Regions from separate parts of the Homo sapiens genome. Here region 2 is linked to region 1. A link is a contact called in ENCODE Hi-C or POLR2A ChIA-PET data. All regions are on one chromosome and are shown on one strand. The core of a region is the stretch at or near the end of the contact, and the rest is flanking DNA. Distances in the headings are between cores, read along the strand shown.

Region 1 (6,432 bases), core at 614-3,113:
GTCTGAAGGCACACCCCACTATAAGAGACCCATCCAGCCATCAACTGAGGATGACCTTTTTTTTTTTTTTTGAAAGCTTTTTTCAATCAATGCAACCATCAGTTATAGTGAAAGACCTCCACCTTGCCAATCTTGAGTTTTCTCAGAGGGCAAACCTCGACATAATTTCAGACCCTAGTATGAGGCCTGTGCCATTTGCTAGCTCGAACTAGGAGAGTAACTTTATTTTTCCCCCTGAGAGGGAGTCTCGCTCTGTGGCCCAGGCTGGAGTGCAGTCGCCTGATCTCGGCTCATTGCAACCTCTGCCTCCTGGGTTCAAGCGACTCTCCCACCCCAGCCTGCTCCCTCCCCGCCCCCGAGTAGCGGGACCACAGGGTGTGCGCCACCACACTCAGCTAATTTTTGCATTTTTGTAGAAATGGGGATTCGCCGTGTTGCCCAGGCTAGTCTCAGACTCCGAGCTCTAGTGATCCGCCTGCCTTGGGCGCCCAAAGTGCTAGGACTACAGGTGTGAGCCGGGCAGGAGAGTAACTTCACTTTGGTTTCCTCCTGCCTTAAATGGGCATACCACCTGGCATTAGGATTAATGTGCGTAAAGTACTTAGAACTCAGCCCAGGTGAGTTCTCCTTAACTCAGCCTAGAAGAGATCATCCGCCCGAGGGTGAGGGGGCTAGAGCCGCCCTGTGAATTGGGAAAGGAGGCCCCTTTTCAGCCTTGCCAGGTATCCTGGACCCCACCCAACCCACTCACTCACCCACCCAACCCCAGCAAGTGGGGAGAGGGAGAGCAGTCCAGGTCTCCTTATCTGTCTGGGCTGTTTAGGAGTGAGACCACACAAGGCAGGCAGTTCTCAGAGAATTCCCCTCCAAGGCCTGCTGGCTCTTTCTTGGCACTTTGCTCTGCAGATTTCTTTCCGTAAGTGCTTATTTCTCACAGTCTTTCTCCTTTTTGTCCAGTTTCTTTTTCTTTTTAATTTTTTTAAATAGTATTTTTTGTAGACATGGGATCTCACTGTTGCCCAGGCTGATCTTGAACTCCTGATCTCAGGTAATCCACCTGCCTCATCCTCTGAAAGTACTGGGATTGGCCGGGCTTGGTGGCTCACACCTGTAATTCCAGCTCTTTGGGAGGCGGAGGTGGGAGGATCGCTTGAGCCCCGGAGCTGGAGATTAGCCTGGGCAACATAGGGAAACCCCGTCTTTCAAAAAAAAAAAAAAAGAAGAAGAAAAAGGAAAGAAAAACACAAAAAGTGCTGGGATCACAGGTGTGAGCCACTGCGCTCAGCCCCTTTCTGTTTCTTTTTGTGATCCTCCCAACCCTCTTCTCCCTCTGAATCTGTCTCTGGGACTGTCTCTGTCTCCCCGTCTTCCCTCCCTTCCTCACCCTGTCTATCTCTCTCTGTATGTCTCTTGGTGTGTGTGTCTCTCTCGATGTTTTTCTCTCTGCCTGTCTGCCTGTCTGTACCCCTCTGCGTCTCTCCCCGCCCCCATCCGTCTGTGTCGCACGCGCACCCCCATCGGGCTTCTGCTCTTGTCAATTGCCCCTGGGGCCCTGCCCCCACCTCCGCCCCAGTTTCCTTCTACAAGCCTCAGTCTCCAGCTTTGAAAACTGGGCAGGCGTCCCCCCATCCGCACCCCCACCCCTTCCCCACGCATTCCCCGCTCGGTCACGGCTGTCCACCGGCCAAGCTCAGGCGCGTCCTGGCCCAGGGCCGGGCGGAAGGGAACCAGTCCAGGGCCAGCCAGGCTGCGCCGGGGGCGCGCGTCCGGGAAGCGCCCCTCCTGCCCCGCCCCCGGCCCCGGCCCCGGCCCCGCCCCGTGCTTGCAGTTTCCTATAAGTAGCCGGCTCTCGGTGCCAGCCTCAGCCTGACTTCAGCGCTCCCACTCTCGGCCGACACCCCTCATGGCCAACCGTTACACCATGGATCTGACTGCCATCTACGAGGTGAGTCCCCGCCGCACGGCATCCCCGGTACCTGCATGCCTGAGTCCGAGTCCCCACCTCTCTAGCGCCGCAAACTCCAGCCCGGGACGCTTGCCTCCCTTCTCCAACTGGGGCTCCCTAGCGCCGCGCCCTCCAGCCTGGGGCCCCTGCCTCCCGCTCAGACCAGCTTGGTGATTTGGAGGTGAAAATGGAACCCGCGACACCCGGCTCTTCGCTCAAACATGGGTGGGGCGGCCCATGCAAGTGGAAAGTCGGAGAACTTTTCTCAGACCGAGGCTGCCTGGAGGCGGAAGTGGCCCCCATACCTGGCTCACCCCTAGTCGTTGCTGAGGGCGTGGTTTTGCGCGGAGGCGTCTCTGGGGCTGAAGTCTCAGGGTGGGGGGATCCGACTTCTGTCTCTCCAGTCCCTGACCGTAGAGACAGAGAACCCTAAAACCGAAGCAATCCGGACTTCCAGGTCAACTTTGCCCGGTTTCTCCAGTTGTGAAACTGGAGATCCCGACGCGTGGGTCATATCCGGGGAGGACAAGAGACCCAAAATTGGGAAACAGTGGTGCGCCCTGACTTCGGGGTCCCCCTCTTGGTCCAGCCGGGGAAGCCGGGATTCCTGGGTCCCTCGGGATAAGGCCTCGGTGGTGGGTAAACTCAGAACCTCCAACTCTGGGTTCCTGGCATCCGGAACCCAGGGGTTTCTGCGGGCGGGTGGGGCTCAGGCGGGGAGCCCACAAACCGGCCTGGCAAGCTCTAGTTCCCTGCAGCTGGGGTGGGGCGTCGCCCTGCATTTTCAGGTGCCTTAACCGACCCATTTCCGCAGAGCCTCCTGTCGCTGAGCCCTGACGTGCCCGTGCCATCCGACCATGGAGGGACTGAGTCCAGCCCAGGCTGGGGCTCCTCGGGACCCTGGAGCCTGAGCCCCTCCGACTCCAGCCCGTCTGGGGTCACCTCCCGCCTGCCTGGCCGCTCCACCAGCCTAGTGGAGGGCCGCAGCTGTGGCTGGGTGCCCCCACCCCCTGGCTTCGCACCGCTGGCTCCCCGCCTGGGCCCTGAGCTGTCACCCTCACCCACTTCGCCCACTGCAACCTCCACCACCCCCTCGCGCTACAAGACTGAGCTATGTCGGACCTTCTCAGAGAGTGGGCGCTGCCGCTACGGGGCCAAGTGCCAGTTTGCCCATGGCCTGGGCGAGCTGCGCCAGGCCAATCGCCACCCCAAATACAAGACGGAACTCTGTCACAAGTTCTACCTCCAGGGCCGCTGCCCCTACGGCTCTCGCTGCCACTTCATCCACAACCCTAGCGAAGACCTGGCGGCCCCGGGCCACCCTCCTGTGCTTCGCCAGAGCATCAGCTTCTCCGGCCTGCCCTCTGGCCGCCGGACCTCACCACCACCACCAGGCCTGGCCGGCCCTTCCCTGTCCTCCAGCTCCTTCTCGCCCTCCAGCTCCCCACCACCACCTGGGGACCTTCCACTGTCACCCTCTGCCTTCTCTGCTGCCCCTGGCACCCCCCTGGCTCGAAGAGACCCCACCCCAGTCTGTTGCCCCTCCTGCCGAAGGGCCACTCCTATCAGCGTCTGGGGGCCCTTGGGTGGCCTGGTTCGGACCCCCTCTGTACAGTCCCTGGGATCCGACCCTGATGAATATGCCAGCAGCGGCAGCAGCCTGGGGGGCTCTGACTCTCCCGTCTTCGAGGCGGGAGTTTTTGCACCACCCCAGCCCGTGGCAGCCCCCCGGCGACTCCCCATCTTCAATCGCATCTCTGTTTCTGAGTGACAAAGTGACTGCCCGGTCAGATCAGCTGGATCTCAGCGGGGAGCCACGTCTCTTGCACTGTGGTCTCTGCATGGACCCCAGGGCTGTGGGGACTTGGGGGACAGTAATCAAGTAATCCCCTTTTCCAGAATGCATTAACCCACTCCCCTGACCTCACGCTGGGGCAGGTCCCCAAGTGTGCAAGCTCAGTATTCATGATGGTGGGGGATGGAGTGTCTTCCGAGGTTCTTGGGGGAAAAAAAATTGTAGCATATTTAAGGGAGGCAATGAACCCTCTCCCCCACCTCTTCCCTGCCCAAATCTGTCTCCTAGAATCTTATGTGCTGTGAATAATAGGCCTTCACTGCCCCTCCAGTTTTTATAGACCTGAGGTTCCAGTGTCTCCTGGTAACTGGAACCTCTCCTGAGGGGGAATCCTGGTGCTCAAATTACCCTCCAAAAGCAAGTAGCCAAAGCCGTTGCCAAACCCCACCCATAAATCAATGGGCCCTTTATTTATGACGACTTTATTTATTCTAATATGATTTTATAGTATTTATATATATTGGGTCGTCTGCTTCCCTTGTATTTTTCTTCCTTTTTTTGTAATATTGAAAACGACGATATAATTATTATAAGTAGACTATAATATATTTAGTAATATATATTATTACCTTAAAAGTCTATTTTTGTGTTTTGGGCATTTTTAAATAAACAATCTGAGTGTAAGCTGGGATCCTGGCTTCTTCGCGGTCTAGAGACAGGAATGGAGAGGGAGGGGGTGACTTTTTGGAAGCTGGGTGCAGTTAACTCTTCCTCTCCGAGCCCCGCGGCGCTTACCTGGCAGGAAGTGACGTCACCGGGCCTGGCCGTTCACCTGAAAGGGTGGGACCAGGTGAGGTCACCAGATGGGAACCGGGGGAGCCAGTTCCCGGGCGTCGGGGGCGCCGCGCTCCCGTCCTGCTGGGCTCCTTGACCCAGCTTCGGGCGGGTGCGGTCGGGGACGGGATGTTTCCGTCCCCACGGGGCCGCGGGAGGCGGGAGGGGCCGGGTGGGGAGGACGGAATGTGCTGGGGCGCGCGCCCAGAGCGAGCGGGGGCGGGCGCGGGGCGGGGCAGCCTGGGGTAGCGGAACCCGTTTCGGGACTAGAGGTTCCGGGGGGGCTTCGACACCTTCTGGATGTTGGGGAAGCGGGTTTAGGGTCTCAAGAGGCTAGGATCTCAACATTTGGGAGTCACAGGTTGCATCCCCTAGCGCTTTAGACTCTAGACCCCTGGTGGCTCGGAGTTGCAGATTTCTGGCCACCCGGGACCCTGGAGCCCGGGAATTACCGGGTCTTGGCATTTCCGAACCTTGGAAGTCCGAGGCTTCGCACACCGACCAGGGTCGGCCCCGCGAGGCCAGGGCGTGTGGGTAGGGGCCGCGCGTCTAGGAGGGGCCCCGGGGGAGCCGCGTCTTCAGACCATACAAGGCCAGCGTCGTCGGGACCAACCCCGGGGCCCCGCGCCCGGAAGCCGCCCTGCGTCAGCGCCTGCGGCTCGGCCCTGCCGCCCAGCCTTCGCCCCCTGCGACCCCTCTTTTTTCTCCTTGCCCCGCACTCCTCCCTCCTCCCTCTCACTTCCCTCTTCTCTCCTTTCCCTACCCTCACCCTTCCTCCTCTTTTTCACTTCCTCCTCTGCACCCTTCTGCCCCGCCCTACACCCTTTGCCTTCTGTTCTTCTCTCCCCCTCCAATTTGTCCCCTCCCTCATTACTCCTCTCCCACTTCCAGCCTCCCCATCCTGCCGTCTCTTACCCCCTTTCTCCTCCTTCCCGTCTCCCTTCTCTCCCTTTTTCCGTCCTTCTTTCCCTCTCCACCCTTTCCTTGCCCTCCCACTCCCCATTGTCCTCTTCCCCTCCTCCCCCTAGCCTTACTCCTTCTCCTCTTCTCTCTCCCTCTGAAGCCCCTTTCCCTCCTCTCCCTTCTCTCTACCCTCCTCAAGCCTCCCTCCTGCTCTCAGGCCTCCTTGGCCCACTCCCCTTGCTCACTGACATTTGGTCTCCTCTTCCAGGAAACTGCTTCCCTTGTGGGAAAGGGCTCAGGCCCTAATAAGTAGAAGAGGATCAGGCGAGAGGGAGTCAGAACCCCTGAGATGCAAAGGCAGCAGAGGGGCAGAGACCAAGAGCAAGCAGTGAAGAGACATTTGCAGAAACAGTCTTGGAGACTGAAAGAACAACATCTCTGGTCCTTCCTTTAGCCAGATCTGATTCTCTGCCCCTTCCCCAAAAAATCCCTCATATAAGAAAACGGCACTTCTCACCATCTACCAGGGCTTAAGCCAGACACCCAGGAGTATCCCTTGACACCTTGTTCTCAAATCCACACCCCAGTCCAACAGCAATCCTGTCTGATCCACCTGCAAAATAGATCCACTATCCACCTGCCCCCACCATGACCCCCACCCTGGTCCTAGCCAACATCGTCTGCCATTTGCATCTTCATAGCAGCCCCAGCCCCAGTCTCTGCTCTAGCCCCTGCCTTCAGTCTCTCCTTTCTCCACTCCCCCACGAGACAACCAAAGGAAGCCTGTTATGAGACCTGAGTCAGGTCACATAAAAGTCAAAGTCCGAAGTCCTCCCCACAGCCCACACAATCTGGCACCCATCGCTTACCCTCCCCCTTGGCCACTCTGCTCCAGCCACACTGGCCTCCTAGCTGCTCTACCAAGTCTGGTCTGCTTCATCCATAGGAGCTTTGC
Region 2 (6,432 bases), core at 969-3,468, 2.1 Mb after region 1:
GAATAATGGCTTCCAGTTCCATCCAACTTGTTGCAAAGGACATTATTTTGTTCCTTTTTATTATCAAGTATTATTCCATGGTGTACCACATTTGCTTTATCCACTCGTTCGTTGATGGGCACTTAAGTTGGTCCCATATCACTGCAATTGCGAATCGGCTGCTATAAACATCCATATTCTTGTGTCTTTTTTATGGAATAACTTCTTTTCCTTTGGGTAGATAGCCAGTAATGGGATTGCTGGAATGAATGGTCTACTTTTAGTTCTTTAAGGAATCCCCATACTGTTTACCATAGTGGTCGGACTAGTTTAAATTCCCACTAGCAGTGTCAAAGTGCTCCCTTTTGACCACATCTATGCCAACATCTATTGTTTTCTGACTTTTAAATTATGGGCTTCTAGCAAGATTAAGATAGCATCTCATTGTGGTTTTGTTGTGGGATTTAGGAGGATGAGAGAGAGGCTTTGGGTTAAAACAGGAGAATCTTTTATTGAGTGCTCTCAGGCCCAGCAGACTCACGTCCAAAGACAGGGCCTGGAACAAAGACAGCACTTGACTTTTATACACACTTCACAAAAGGGGGTGGGCCAGCTTGAAGCAAGCTTACAGTGGTGTGAAAGCAGGGATACAGAGGCAGGAAAAAGACAGTTAATCAAATTGTAACAGGTTCATAACTCAGGATTGCACATAACTGTTGCTATGCAACCCAGATGTCTATTATCTAGGTTTTGCTCTAAAGAGGCTTGCATTGGTTTATCTTCACTATGGTGCCTAGAGAGCTGTAGTTCAGGCCTGCTCAGGCTTCTCATGACCTTTGCCATACTTCTTAGATAAAACAGAATACTTGAAGTTACTAGTTAAAGAGAACAAGAATCTATAAACTCATACCATAAAACAAAGGAAAATTTGTTTTTCTTCTCCCTACATTGAAGGAGTGCTGGAAGAGTCTCCAGAATACAATAAATAATATTATCAAGACTTTTCCTGGGTCTGGGCTGTGCCTGTTGCTGCCTCTGGGACAAGTTAGCTTAATACAAGAAAGCTTATTTCCCTTTCTTTTTAATTTTATTTTTCTTTAATTTCCCACCTCAGTTTTACTTTGCATTTCCCTGAGAATTTTTAATAAGTAAAATACTTAGAAATATACTTAACCAAGTAGGTTAATGTAAGTTTCCTACAAGGAAAACTACAAAATAGTGCTGAAAGAAATCACAGTTGACACAAACAAATGGGAACACATTATAAGCTTATGAATAGGTAGAATCAATATTGTGAAAGTGACCATACTCTCCAAAGCCATCTACAGAGCAGTAGAATTCTCATCAAAATATCATCATTCTCCTTCCCAGAACTAGAAAAAAGAATCCTAAAATTTATACAAAACCAAAAACGTGACCGCATATCCAAAGCAATACTTTGCAAAAAGAACAAATCTGAAGGCAGGCTTTAAATTATACTACAAGGCTACAATCACCAAAATAGCATGATACTGGTATAAAATATGCACATAGAGCAATAGAACAGAATAGAGAACCCAGAAATAAAGCCAAATGCTTACAGACAACTAATCTTCAACAAAGTACACAAAAACATTAATTGGGGAAAGGATACTTTATTCAATAAATGGTGCAGGAAGTATAAAAATAGGCACATAGAGCAATGGAACAGAATAGAGAACCCAGAAATAAAGCCAAATGCTTACAGACAACTAATCTTCAACAAAGTATGCAAAAACACTAATTGGGGAAAGGACACTTTATTCAATAAATGGTGCAGGAAGTATAAAAATAGGCACATAGAGCAATGGAACAGAATAGAGAACCGAGAAACAAAGCCCGGTACTTTCAGTCACCTGATCTTTAACAAAGCATATAAAAACTTCCATCTAAGACCTGAAAGTCTAAAAATGCTACAAGATAGCATCCAAAAAGCTTTTCTAGACATTGGCTTAGGCCAAGTAGTCATGACTAATGCCCCAAAAGCAAACGCAAAAATATAAAAATAGAATAAGATCAATAGGACCTAATGAAACCGAAAATCTTCTGCAAGGCAGAAGAAATATCAGCAGGGTAAACACACAACCCACAGTATAGGAAACAGTAGTCACAAACTAGGCATCTGACAAAGGACTAATGTCCAGACTCCAAAGGAACTGAAAGAAATCAGCAAGAAGAAAAGGTGCCATTTACCACCTTCCTGACTCATTGGCCAGAACCAATGTTAGTGGAATTAACATATGCCCCACCCCAAGTGACTTCTAAAGGGCTAACTCACCACAAGGGAGTCAGAGCAGATCTTGGACTGAGACCTACAGGACACAGGTACTGCTTTTTCTCTTTTATTTGTTTTAAATTTTATTTATGTTTTTAGATCAAATAGTTCAGATTGCATTGGTTTTTAATCTGCTGTTGTTGGATTAACATATGCTTTAAGCGACTCTTAAATAGGTGGCTCACCAGGAGAAAGGCATAGCAGAACCTGGACTGAGACCTACGGGAGACAGGTATTGCTTTTTCTCTTCTAATCATTTTAAATTTAATTTACCATCTTTCATCAAATAGCTCCGATCATATCATTATTTTTTCTTTTCTGTTTTGTTGGTGGTTTTATTGGTGGAGTTTTATTTTACTATTTTAGAAAAGCAGTCTTTTAAAAAAGACTTTTAAAAAGTTTTATTACTCTTTTTTTTAAAAAAATTATGTTTTCCCTTGATGTGCTTATTTCCTTTATAAAGATCATCACCATTAAATTACTAGGAGATACTGCGGCTGATTTTGTCATGCGTGAGATAAGAAATTTTTTGCCAAAGCAATTAGTGATGAGTGCAATGGAAAAATCCGTGATGATCTTTTAAGATGATTAACTTTCTAATCCAGAAAATGCTGCTGTTTGTACTGAACAAAATAGCTTTATTTTTATATGACCAGGGGTACATAAAATGCTTCAAAACAACACATAATTTGGCAAAAATACTATGTCTTGCCAGCCAGAAGAATAAGTGTGGTTTTATTTCTATGTATATGTCTAGTACCATGCCTGCACTAGAGTTGGGAAATTTTAAAAACATCACCTATTGATACAGAAGAGAAGTGCTGGGAAGGGAAGGGCATGGTCCCTTTGAATGATACAGAAAAGGTGAAGGAAAGTGATGGGTAGAGGAGGCCGGGGTCCCTGGCTAGGGCTCCAAACCTGGGCTTGTGCCCCTGGACCTAGATGAGGACAGGCATTTTTGTTTTCCTGACCAAATGTTGCATTTCCCAAGATCACCCTGGCCCACCATGCCCTATCCTGTGCCTAAAAAAACCCTGGGACCCTAGCAGGCAGACACACAGGAGGTTGGACGTCGAGAGGAGCACATCAGTGCAAGAACACATGGGTGGCTGCCACTTCTCTCCCTTTCCTGAGAGGGAAAAACTCTCGACGCTGAGAGGAATCCACCAACAGGCACCAGCACTCTGGCAGGCCACCGACCAATGGATTGACATAGAGTTTGGCTGGGGCAGCCAGAGGAGAGCCTGGGCCGCTGAATAACCCGACTTCAGGGGAAAACTATTCTCCCTTTTGGCTCCCCCATCTGCTGAGAGCTACTTCCACTCAATAAAACCTTGCACTCATTCTCCAAGACCACGTGTGATTTGATTTTTCTGGTACACCTAGGTAACAACCGCGGGATACAGAAAGCCCTCTGTCTTTGGGTTAAGGAATGGGTCTAATTGAGCTGGTTACCACAAAGCCACCTATAGATGGCAAAACTAAAAGAGCACATGGTACCACATGTCCACTGGGGCTTCAGCAGCTGTAAACATCTACCCCTAGATGCTGCCATGGGGTTGTAGCCCCACAACTTGCCAGTCTGTATGCTTCCCTAGAGGTTTGAGCAGCGGAGTACTAAAGAAGCAAGCCACACCCCCACTCCACCTCCTGTGAGGGGGACAAGGAAACTTTTCCCATTTCAACTGGTGGCTCGTCTGGGATCTCGGAAGGTGAGTGTGAGTGAATGGGAAACTGTTGGGCCTGCCTTTCTTCCAAAACTCTGCCACTTCTCTCCCTTTCCTGCAGGTAAAAGACTCTGTTTTCCTTTCATCTCTTTTCTCTCTCACACATTATTTGAAATGGATCTTATCTCTTCCTTTATAATGTTAAGAGTTTTGCTACAGGCTGAGGCAATGTTACTAAGTAAAATGAGCATTTGGCTCAGCCGCCAAAGGTGCAAATCAGACCAATTTTTCCTAGAGGTGCCATGTATGCCTCCACCTTGACAGCCCCAGGCATGAGCGGCTTCCAGGGCACCTCTCCTTACCCTTTTCCCTCCCAGCTCCAGCACCTAGGCATGCCTGCAGCAGGCAAAGGCCACACCCAATAGCCATGAAGGGGCAGGGGGAGCAATGTCGCAGAAGTGTCTCCCTCCACTGCCTGGGATGAGGGGGGTGTGAGAAAACCGATGGTAGCCAGGACCCTACAGAGTGCTTCTCACCCACTGCATCAATGGAACCTTTCCTTCCATGGCCAAGGAATTCAACCTGGTCTGAACTGGGGGAAGGATGGGAAAGTTATAAGGATTAGAGGGGCCCACTTGCACTAAGCAAGGGGTTCTTCCCCCAGCATTCCCCACTTTTTGCCTCTTTAACTGTTTTTCTCTTTTTTTCTTTTCTAAGTGAGAATCCCCACCGCTCTGTTTCTAATAGGGAAGTTAACAGAGGAGTGACCCCTGCTGGCTGATAATTGCAAATTCAGCAGGGCTTATTTGAGGCACTAAATGGATATAAACAGCCTCTGAAATGCTTTTTCAGTCCCAAACTCAATTCCAAGCTTCAGGCTGAGGCCCTAGAAAGAGAAAGCAGGTCTGAGGAATTCAAAGCCAGGCAACAGGCACAATGTAAATGGACAGGACCAATTCCTGCTGACTGAACCCCATCCCACAGAAGGAGGCCATGCCTCATGGGATAAAAAGGCCCAGGGAACTCAAAGTTTTTCAACAGCAGGGAGAAAAGGAAACATAGGTGAGGGCAGTTAATTCCTAATCTCCAGGTTCTCCCTGCTTCATGGGTACATACCGCATTTGTACCTGTGGCCGGCACCTGCCAAGGTTGCCAGGGCGCAGGGGTAAGAGGTGGAAAGTGAAGTGAAGATGCTTGCTTTCCCTCCCCATCACACCCTGAGCTTTTTGCCAAAAGAAGGAAGGGAAATGAGGAACACCTCTATTCCCTGTCTTTCAGAATGGGCAGCCAGTTCTCCTCACCACCCCCAGCTTGTACTCCCCTTGAGTGTATCCTGAACCATTGGGACTGTTTTGACCCTCAGAATCCAGAGGAAAAGCATCTCATAGCCCTCCGCACATAGGTTTGGCCAAATTATGGTTTACAGGAAGGACTGGCTTGGCTTCAGGAAGGGACCATTCATTTCAATACCATCCTGCAATTAGAACTTTTCTCTGGATGTGAGGACACATGGTCTGAGGCCCCAAATGTGCAGGCTTTCTATACCTTGCAAAGCAATCCAGACCTTTGCTGACATGTAGGATTGTTCCAGCCCTCCTGTTTGCTGTCTCGGGGAAGGCTGCCAGGGTCAAGCCCAGGGAATTAAAGACACGAGTCCCAGACGCACCCCCAGCTGACGTGCCAGCTCCCTCAAGCCCTGCTCCTCTGGGTCCACCCCAACCTCCGTATCCAGCTTCAGCCTCTCACCTGGCCCCTCCTAGAAATCTTCATCCCAAACAAGCCCAGTCTCACTCTTGCCCCTCCTACAGATGCCCAGTGAATTTGGGCCCAGTAAGGTCCAAGTCCTCTTTTCCCTACAAGACTTAAAGCAAATTAAGGGAGATCTGGGCAAGTGTTCAGATGACCCTGATAGATATATAGAAGCTTTCCAGAATTTCACCCTAACATTTGAACTCTCCTGGAGAGACGTTATGTTACTTTTGAGTCAGAACCTGATAGACACTGAGAAGCAGGCTGCTCTGCCAGCAGCAGAGAGATTTGGGGATGAGCTTTGCATCACCTATAGCATCAGGGAAGGGAGCGAATATTATCCAACTGGAAGAGAAGTAGCACCAGTGAAGGACCCTAAATGGGATCCCAATAATGAGATGGAAGACTGGAAGAGGAGACACTTTCAGGTGTGCATAATAGAGGGCTTACGTAGGTCTAAGACCAAGCCTCTCAATTATACTAAGTTGTCCATAATTAACCAGGGATTTGATGAAAATCCCACTGCCTTCCTGGAGAGGCTAAGAGAGGCCTTGGTAAATCACACCTCTCTATCTCCTAATTCAATCGAGGGACAGATAATCCTAAAGGATAAAATTATTACTCAGGCAGCTCCTGACATCAGGAGGAGGTTGCAGAAATGGGACTTGGGACCAGATAGTACATTAGAGGACCTCCTGAAAGTAGCCACCTCGATCTTTTATTATAGAGACCCCTGGGAGGAAT

The links. A loop is a pair of places that touch in the nucleus more often than their neighbours do. ChIA-PET counts read pairs that join two places held with the same protein, here RNA polymerase II (POLR2A). Pooled maps may share reads with other maps.
Region 2: a loop to region 1 is called in a map with no recorded cell type, with 8 times the contacts of the local background. The contact joins the promoter of LINC01480 here to the promoter of ZFP36 in region 1. A Hi-C loop is called at or near these places in 1 of 37 single-sample maps with no recorded cell type and 7 of 50 pooled maps. POLR2A ChIA-PET finds 5 or more read pairs at or near these places in 1 of 52 experiments (activated B cell).

What each region holds. Positions count from the first base shown.
Region 1 is chr19:39,404,984-39,411,415 of GRCh38, forward strand. It overlaps ZFP36 (ZFP36 ring finger protein), which reads left to right and starts at 1,864. Exons shown (of 2, transcript NM_003407.5): 1 at 1,864-1,945; 2 at 2,760-4,424. The coding sequence starts at 1,922. The coding sequence ends at 3,716. MIR4530 (microRNA 4530) reads right to left here and starts at 4,695; the gene lies at 4,640-4,695. RefSeq lists silencers at 1,458-1,907, 4,698-4,757, 5,108-5,427 and enhancers at 2,028-2,227, 2,278-2,915, 2,916-3,554, 3,555-4,192, 4,455-5,045.
Region 2 is chr19:41,533,280-41,539,711 of GRCh38, forward strand. LINC01480 (long intergenic non-protein coding RNA 1480) reads left to right here and starts at 2,219. Exons shown (of 3, transcript NR_110724.1): 1 at 2,219-2,322; 2 at 2,435-2,504; 3 at 3,322-3,625.